Linked DNA regions of Homo sapiens: region 2 is linked to region 1. Evidence: chromatin contacts called from ENCODE Hi-C or POLR2A ChIA-PET data. All regions are on one chromosome and are shown on one strand. The core of a region is the stretch at or near the end of the contact, and the rest is flanking DNA. Distances in the headings are between cores, read along the strand shown.

Evidence for each region. Hi-C counts contacts between places; a loop is a spot of excess contacts on that map. ChIA-PET counts read pairs that join two places held with the same protein, here RNA polymerase II (POLR2A). Pooled maps may share reads with other maps.
Region 2: a map of CD8-positive, alpha-beta T cell shows a loop between it and region 1 (7-fold over the local background). The contact joins the promoter of PPM1B here to the promoter of SOS1 in region 1. A Hi-C loop is called at or near these places in 2 of 168 maps with a recorded cell type or tissue (CD4-positive, alpha-beta memory T cell and CD8-positive, alpha-beta T cell), 1 of 37 single-sample maps with no recorded cell type and 8 of 50 pooled maps. POLR2A ChIA-PET finds 5 or more read pairs at or near these places in 1 of 52 experiments (B cell).

Annotation. Positions count from the first base shown.
Region 1 is chr2:39,119,729-39,123,454 of GRCh38, reverse strand. SOS1 (SOS Ras/Rac guanine nucleotide exchange factor 1) reads left to right here and starts at 2,404. Exons shown (of 23, transcript NM_005633.4): 1 at 2,404-3,119. The coding sequence starts at 3,033. RefSeq lists a silencer at 2,535-3,254 and an enhancer at 3,455-3,534.
Region 2 is chr2:44,167,275-44,171,054 of GRCh38, reverse strand. PPM1B (protein phosphatase, Mg2+/Mn2+ dependent 1B) reads right to left here and starts at 2,180. Exons shown (of 6, transcript NM_002706.6): 1 at 1,781-2,180. PPM1B-DT (PPM1B divergent transcript) reads left to right here and starts at 2,263. Exons shown (of 2, transcript XR_940034.3): 1 at 2,263-3,757. RefSeq lists silencers at 1,620-1,829, 2,150-2,479.

The sequences.
Region 1 (3,726 bases), core at 1,155-3,654:
ACCTGGGAAGTGGAGGTTGTAGTGAGCCAAGATTCCGCCTGCATTCTAGCCTGGGCAACAAAATGAGACTCTGTCTCAGAAAAAGAAAAAAAAAAAAAAAAGATTGTTTCTCTCTCTCTAGGAGTTTACATTTTATTTGGGGGCAGGAGGGAAACCAACAACCAAAAATAGAGGACTGATTTGATTTAGTGCTAGCAGGAAATAAAAAGAACATAAGGTAGAAATACACAGGTGAGAATTACTTGGAGTGATCGGAGAAGGCCTCTTGGAGGTGGTGATGTTTATAACCAGCCAAGGGAACAGTTAGGGGTTCTAGGCTGAGAGAAGAACAATGTTCTTTAGGCAGGTTGTTGTTTTCTAGGAATAGACAGAAGGCTACTGTGACTGGAGTGTGGTGAGGCGAGGTTGTGAATGGTGAGAAAACATTGAGAATGTGAGCAGGAGCCAGATGCACGCCTTTGTGGGGTACGGTAAGAAGTTTGAAATGTATTCTAAGAGCAATGGGAAGCCAAGCAATAGTTTGGGGTACAGGCTTGATGTTGGTTCATTTGGAACCATACAAACCAATCTCTTCCCCCATATCACAACCCTTTAAATATTTGAAGAGGGCTGACCGGGCGCGGTGGCTCAGGCTTGTAATCACAGCATTTTGGGAGGCCGAGGCGGGTGGATGACGAGGTCAGGAGTTCGAGACCAGCCTGGCCAATACAGTGAAACCCCATCTCTAATAAAAATACAAAAATTACCTGGGTGTGGTGGCAGGCGCCTATAATTCCAGCTTTCATTCCACACACTTTGAAAGTGGGGAGTTTTTCAAATGTAAACCAAGTATGTATATTTTTATTTTTTCAATAAAACAATAAAGATGGGTCTCGCCAGCCTGGTCTCAAACTCCTGAACTCAAATGGTCCGCCCACCTCGGCCTCCCAAAGTGCTGGGATTACAGGCGTGAGCCACTGCGCCCGGCCGGTCTGTGTGTATGTGTGTGTGTGTGTGTGTGTGTGTGTATATTTTTTTTTGAATTGAAACGGAGTTTTGGTTTTGTTGCCCAGGCTGGAGTGCAGTGGCATGATCCCGGCTCACTGCAACCTCTGCCTCCTGGGTTCAAGCGATTCTCCTGCCTCAGCCTCCCAAGTAGCTGGGATTACAGGCGCCCACCACCATGCTCGGCTAATTTTTGTATTTCTTATGGAGACAGGTTTTCACAGTGTTGGCCAGGCTAGTCTGGAACTCCTGACCTCAGGTGATCCATCCGCCTCGGCCTCCTAAAGTGCTGGGATTACAGGCATGAGCCACCTCGCCTGGCCGGCCTGTGTATTTTTAAAGGAAATAACCTAAGAGTTGTTTTTCCAGATTTTCAAAGAGGTCCTGTAAAGATTAAGAACCACTGAACCTTTCTCGTTTATGTGATCCTGGTTACTGTTCTCAGGAATAGCAGGACACAATGTCAGCTTTAACCCAGGCTAGTTCCTCTAAACTGCCTTCTTATCGGTGAAATGAAAATAATAGGGTTGCTATGGGGATTAAATGAGATGATACTCAAAAAAATGATAATTAATGATAAATCATAAGGTGTCTGCCACAAAGTGCCCCTATTATAAACAAACAGTGGCCTGGAGGGACAGTTTATAAATACTGCTCCTTTAGCATTCCACTAACATTGACTGAGTGCCTGTTCTACACTGTGTAGAGGCCCTGGTGAAAAAGATCTGCCTTCCAGTTTATTATCTAGTCGAAAGAACCGCAAAAGATAACAAAACACAATAGACTGAACGCCCTGAGAGGGGCATAAGTGCAGTGCTCTAGGAGCTGTAAAAGAGGTCTCGATATCCACTGGAGGAAAGTGCTTACTGGAGTTCATTTCTGGAGTGGGTTTAAAAGATGAACAGAGGGAATCTAAAACATTCACACAAAATCAATACTACACGTACACATTTTATTATTTTGTGGAAAGACCACTTAGAAACACCGCAATCACTTCTACTACTCAGCAGATACTGAGCAGTAGGTTTCGTGACAGAGCACCTGTCTTTTGTCCAGTCTGTTTACTATACATTGCGTGCTCTGGGCAGTCCTTATCTTCGTGTTCAGGAACAAAGTACACACACCCCTTTCCGAAACGAAGGGCCCAGGGACTCCGAGAAGGGTGGGAGCCCTCACGGCCAGGCCACACAATGGGGAGCCTCTTTACCCTAGTCATCACCCACCCTTGCAGGCCCCACTTTGCCAGGGTGCGACTTCTCGGGCCCCTTCGCCCCTCCCCTGCAGCCCCCAGGAGCGCAGCCACAGCCCGGCCGGGCGCCCTCCCTGTCTCTCTCTCTCTTTCTCTCTCGAGCTTTCCTCCTCCTTCACCGGGAGCCGGAAAACCCGGAGCGAACCAGCCCAGCACGGCAGCGCATGCTCAGTAGCGAGCAGGTTCAGTTCGCTAGTAGGAAGCTCCAGCGCTACACCGGCGGCGGCGGTGGCGGCGGCGGCCGCGGCGGCACCTCAGGGCAGCCAGATTCCCCAACAACGACCTCCGGTCCTTCCCCTTCCCCGCGAGACCTCCGCCCCAGCTCCGCCCCGCCCGGGGCTCTTGCGTTTCGGAGTCCCAACTACGCGGAGCGGGCGCCGCGGCCGGAGCGTCCCTCCACACGTCCTCCCCCAGCCGCCAGCTCCGCCGCGGGGCCAGACCGGGCCCGGGAGTGCAGCCCCGGCGGGCGGGCGGCGGCCGCGGCAGAGGGCAGCCCGGGGCGGCGCCGGCGGGCCGGGGAGGGGCGGGGGGCCTGGCCCCGGGGCGGTGGTGCGGGATGCCGCCGCCTCCGGGCCGCGTCCGTTCTCCACGGCTGGTACCTGTGTCGGGTGGGTGGCCAGGCGCGGGCCTCGCCCCCCAGCCCCCTCGCCAGGGCTAGCCCGGCTGCGCGGCGCCCGGAGGGGGCCGGGCCGTCCGGTGGGGCCGCGGCCCTGTTCCGCGCTGCGAGCTCGCCCTCTCGCGGCTCCCTGGCCCGGCCGCCGCCGCCCCTCTCCCCGCCCAGAGGCGCCCCGGGGGCACCATGCAGGCGCAGCAGCTGCCCTACGAGTTTTTCAGCGAAGAGAACGCGCCCAAGTGGCGGGGACTACTGGTGCCTGCGCTGAAAAAGGTGAGGAGCACGCGGGACCCCGCTTCCCGGCCGCAGCCCCCCAGCGCGGGCGCTGGGGAAGGGCTGGGGAGGCGGGGCGCGCGCAGGGCCGTCTTTCTTCCCGGTCTCGCCGCGTCTCCAAAAGGACGGCGCACACGGAGAGGCCCCCCTCATACGGCTGGCTCTCGGTGTTGACATCCACCGGGTGTGTGGGAATGCCGCAGGGAGCCGGGGGGAGTTTATCCGGATAATCCAACCCCTGAGAGGTGAATGCTTTGCCCTTTGATTCCAGGACAACAACAGTTGGAGGAGCCTCAGTTTTCAGCGGAGGTCAAAGCAGGCCACTTTTCCGTCTTCTTGGTCTTAGCCCGGAGCTGCTGTCAGCCTACCGTTTTAGGTGTCCAGTACGCTGGTTTTAGTGGCTTGAGAATGCCCTGGCCGTAAGGCTTGCTCAAAGGAATTGCGAGCTCGCCTGCCAGTAGGAACGTGGCCTGCTCTGCTCGCCGTCAGTATTCACTCCTCATTCTCCTGGTTTCCCCCGCTCCTCCGATTAACAGGGGCTGGTGCACATGCTACCAATTTCAGGGGGGTTTTGTTTTGTTTTTGCAGCGTTCGAGATTCTTGGTGC
Region 2 (3,780 bases), core at 931-3,430, 5.0 Mb before region 1:
AATATACAGCAACAAAAAGAACCACTGCAGAAACTGTTGTAAGACTTCATGAGAGCAAAAACAAATGAAGAGGCGAAAACACAACAACCATTAAGACAAAAAAAAAGACAAAGAAGGCATTGAGAGAAGAAGCACAAAATAAAGATTATCCCTGAAAATGTGTGGACTAAAATATTCTGTTCTAAATACTTAATTTTAAAATTTCGATTAGAACAACACACTGTCCATTTGGCAGACCTACAAAAACATTTCCTTAAAAAATTACCATTACTTCAACTATATTTTTAAAAGGCCTGTACACTTGGAAAAGACTATCATAATAATTAGAATAACTTGTCTCACTATTTACTTAGAAATGCCCCATTTAAAAGTAGGCCAACAATAGGAACTTTGCTATTGCACAACAGAGAAAGTAAATGAAATAACATCTATTAACATTCAGCGTCCATGGCATGTTTCTCCATCTCCTAGAACATACTGTGACTTACACTGTCTACTCTGAACAATTTACCACTTCTTCATCCATGCAGTAGCTCAAATAAAGACAGTTCCTGTGTTAATCCCACAGTAAGCCTCAGTAATTCTCACATCACCGTAGTTGTAAACGTTTGTTAACAGAAAAAGAATGTTTTTCCTAAAATAGCTACATAACACTAAGACTACTCAAATTCCTAAATAATCCTTTTACAACATGCCTGCCAACTTTATTTTGATACATTAAACATGTGGAGCCTATTTTAAAAGCTCTTTAACTGTGACTATCAAAACAACTTCCCAGTTATTAACGTCTCTTTTTAAAAAAGTTTTCAAGTTGTTCTTAGAAGAAATTGAATATTGATGAATTTGGGCTGCTATCAAACGCCTAAGAAGCACTTTTTTTGCCGAATAAGATGGGCAAACGTCCCAGATCTGCTAAATCTGATATGAGAGGTCATGCAAGTTTAAAAAATGAAGAAATAACTATTTCCAACACTCACTGAGTCCTTCATTTAAAAAATTATTTTCGGTGTTATTTTCACACTTTACGTTTAATAATACAATTTTTTCAAGGTTGTTAGGCTTAAACTATGAAAAACTGATTTACCACATATGGCTAGTCAGTCTATACTCTTAATGGGGCTCCGGTAGATTTGGGGTACTGACAATAAGTGGCAGTTTCAATTAAGAACTTCACTGTTAGGAATGACATCCGAAAAGGATGGTGCTAGGGAAGACAGGCAAGAGATGCCGGGGTACGAAGAAAAGAGAAACACACAATTTAAAGCCACTAAGGAGGGAAGGCGAGGGTAGAACGCATAGACAGCAGAGAAAGACGATTTAACAAGGAAGTGAAGTGGAGCGCAGAGTAGGGCAGAAGCTGATGAGGAAACGAATGGTAAAAGATAGTGTTTTCAAACAGGGCATGCACCAGGAAGAGAAGCGCCAAGGCTTGGGGTAGCCCCAGTGCTTTCGTGTGAAAGAGATGCTTGCAGACTGAAGCGGAGGGAAGAGAGAATCAGTCAGCTTCCAGGCGTTCCAGCAAACTCCCATTCTCTCCCTGCGCCTCTCCCAGACCTCAGCCCAGCGGAGGCGGCGGCCGGGGAAGGGGCCTATACCCGAGAGCCAGGCCCGGCGTTCCCCTGCCTAGGCTCCGCGGCAGCAGGGAAAGCAGCGAGGATTCGGAAGGACAGAGGCCCCGGCCGCGGCTCGGCAGCACCGCGAAAACCTGCCCAGGGCCCGGGGCCTCGGCGGCGCGGCCGGTCAGCCGCTTCCCCTCCGGCGGGGTGCCGGGCGGCCTTACCTGAGGCAAGGGAGGGAGAAGATGTCTAGGGCGCCTCGCTCGCGCCCGCCGCGGTACTCAGCCCAAGTTTCCAACGGAGGCGCGACCCTGACTCAGCCGCCGCTTCCCCCTCGGGGTCTCGACCGCCGCCTCCGGGGCTGTTTACACCGCCCGGCCCCTCACGCCGCCGCCGCCGCCGATGCCGCCTTCTCTCCACCCTAGCGCCGTTGCCGATTCGGCCGCCGCCACCTCCTCCGCCGCAGCCTCGTCTCTCTGGAGCATCTTCCAACCACCGAACCCTGAGAATCAGAGACTCCAGCCGCGCCGGCAGGAAACTCCCCCGCAACTGCTAGGGGAACGAGGCCGTCAGAGCACCGGCGGCTTTTCCGCCATTGAGCAGAAGCCGCTCGGCTCCTTTTGCAACCCCCTCCCCGCACCCTAGTCCTTCCCCGCCCCTCAGGGTGCCCCGCCTCCAGCTGCCACCCACTGGGATGCCGCGCGCCCTCTCACGGCCCCCGGTTTGCTGGGAGTCTTGTCAATCACCGCTCCCCCTCCCCGTGCTGCTCCCTCGGCACCTCCGTACTTCGTTTACCCCGCCCACCCGGCCCCGCCTCTGGGTTTCTAATTTCCCATTGGGCATCAGTGGCTACTTTCAATAGGCAAGGTCAGCTGTCCATCAAACACCGCCCACTAAGTGAGACCCAACCCTTTATTACCATTTACTTTATTCGGCCCCGCCTCCGCTAGGTCCTACCTCCCGAACGTCAGGGACCAGCCCCCGCTACCAGCCATAAGTAGAGCCCTCCGTCAATCAAATAACGCCCACCTGCGCTCCTCCTAGCAAAGCCCCGGCCCCAGCGATTGTCTTTTCTTATTGGTCCAACTCGTGATCCGAACCCCCAGTCACTGGCTTTCTTGCGGGTCAGTCACTGAGCCAATTTCCAAGTCCGTCACACCGGCTTTTTTCAAATGAACGCGCAAAAGGCGGGGAAGTATCTGGAAAGCGATTGGTTCGTCCTAGAAAACGGTCAAACCCGGAGAGTCTGTACGGATCCTTTCCGTTCTGTGAGGACCGTGCCCCCTTGTATTTGACCTCTAAGCCTCGCGTAAAAGAAGCGCCATAAGGGACCAACGAGCAGTCCAGCTATAGGTGTGGACGCCTGGTCCCACCCGGAATTGCAGGGGCTTGGCTACTGATTGGCTAAGAAAGTCCTCCTAGGCCCTCATTGGAGGATCTAAACGCCTCTCTTCGGCGTGGAGACGGGAAGGGACGACTCAGACGAGGACAAGAAGTGGGCAGGGGAGAGGCGGTTGTTTTGCTTCAGCCGCGGGTGGGGCGCAGGCGAGAGTGGGAAACTGGGAAGGCCGGGCTCTGGGGAGGTGTTGCGGGGAGGGGAAAGGCCCGGATGTTCCCTAACAATGAAATCATCGCCGACCTATCAGAGCCGCCGAGCTGGGATACCTGCCTGACCTGTACCCCGGAGGGAGAAGAGTGGGCGGGAAATTGGGGTGTCGGAAGAACCTGGAAAGCAACGTGAGAAAGTGGGACAGGTGTTCCCTTCAGGAGGATTTTGTGCTATTAGAGATTATTTTTATACCAGCCCTTGACATTTCCGTATTTTGTTTCTCAGTCGGCATTGATATTAAAACTCCCAGCCTAGTCTCTTGACATGGACTTGTTCATTTCGCAGTTATTGAGCGCCTACTGTTTGCCAGGTACTGTATGTAGAACTGGAGATACAAAAATAAATTAGGCAATCGCAGTACAAGATGATAGGTACTACAATTGAAACATGCACAAGGGCTGGTGACGACATAAAGGGTCTTCCTTGTGCATAGGTTTACCAAGAAAGGCTTCACAAAGACACAGGATGAGTCAAGAATGAATGATAGGGGTTTAACAGGCCGATGGGGAAAGTGGACATGACTCCTCCAGCTATCAAATTAGACGATGCTGCCATGTTAATTCTCCAAACGAGAAACAAAAGTGTAATAGAGGTATTCTAATACTTACCTTAGGA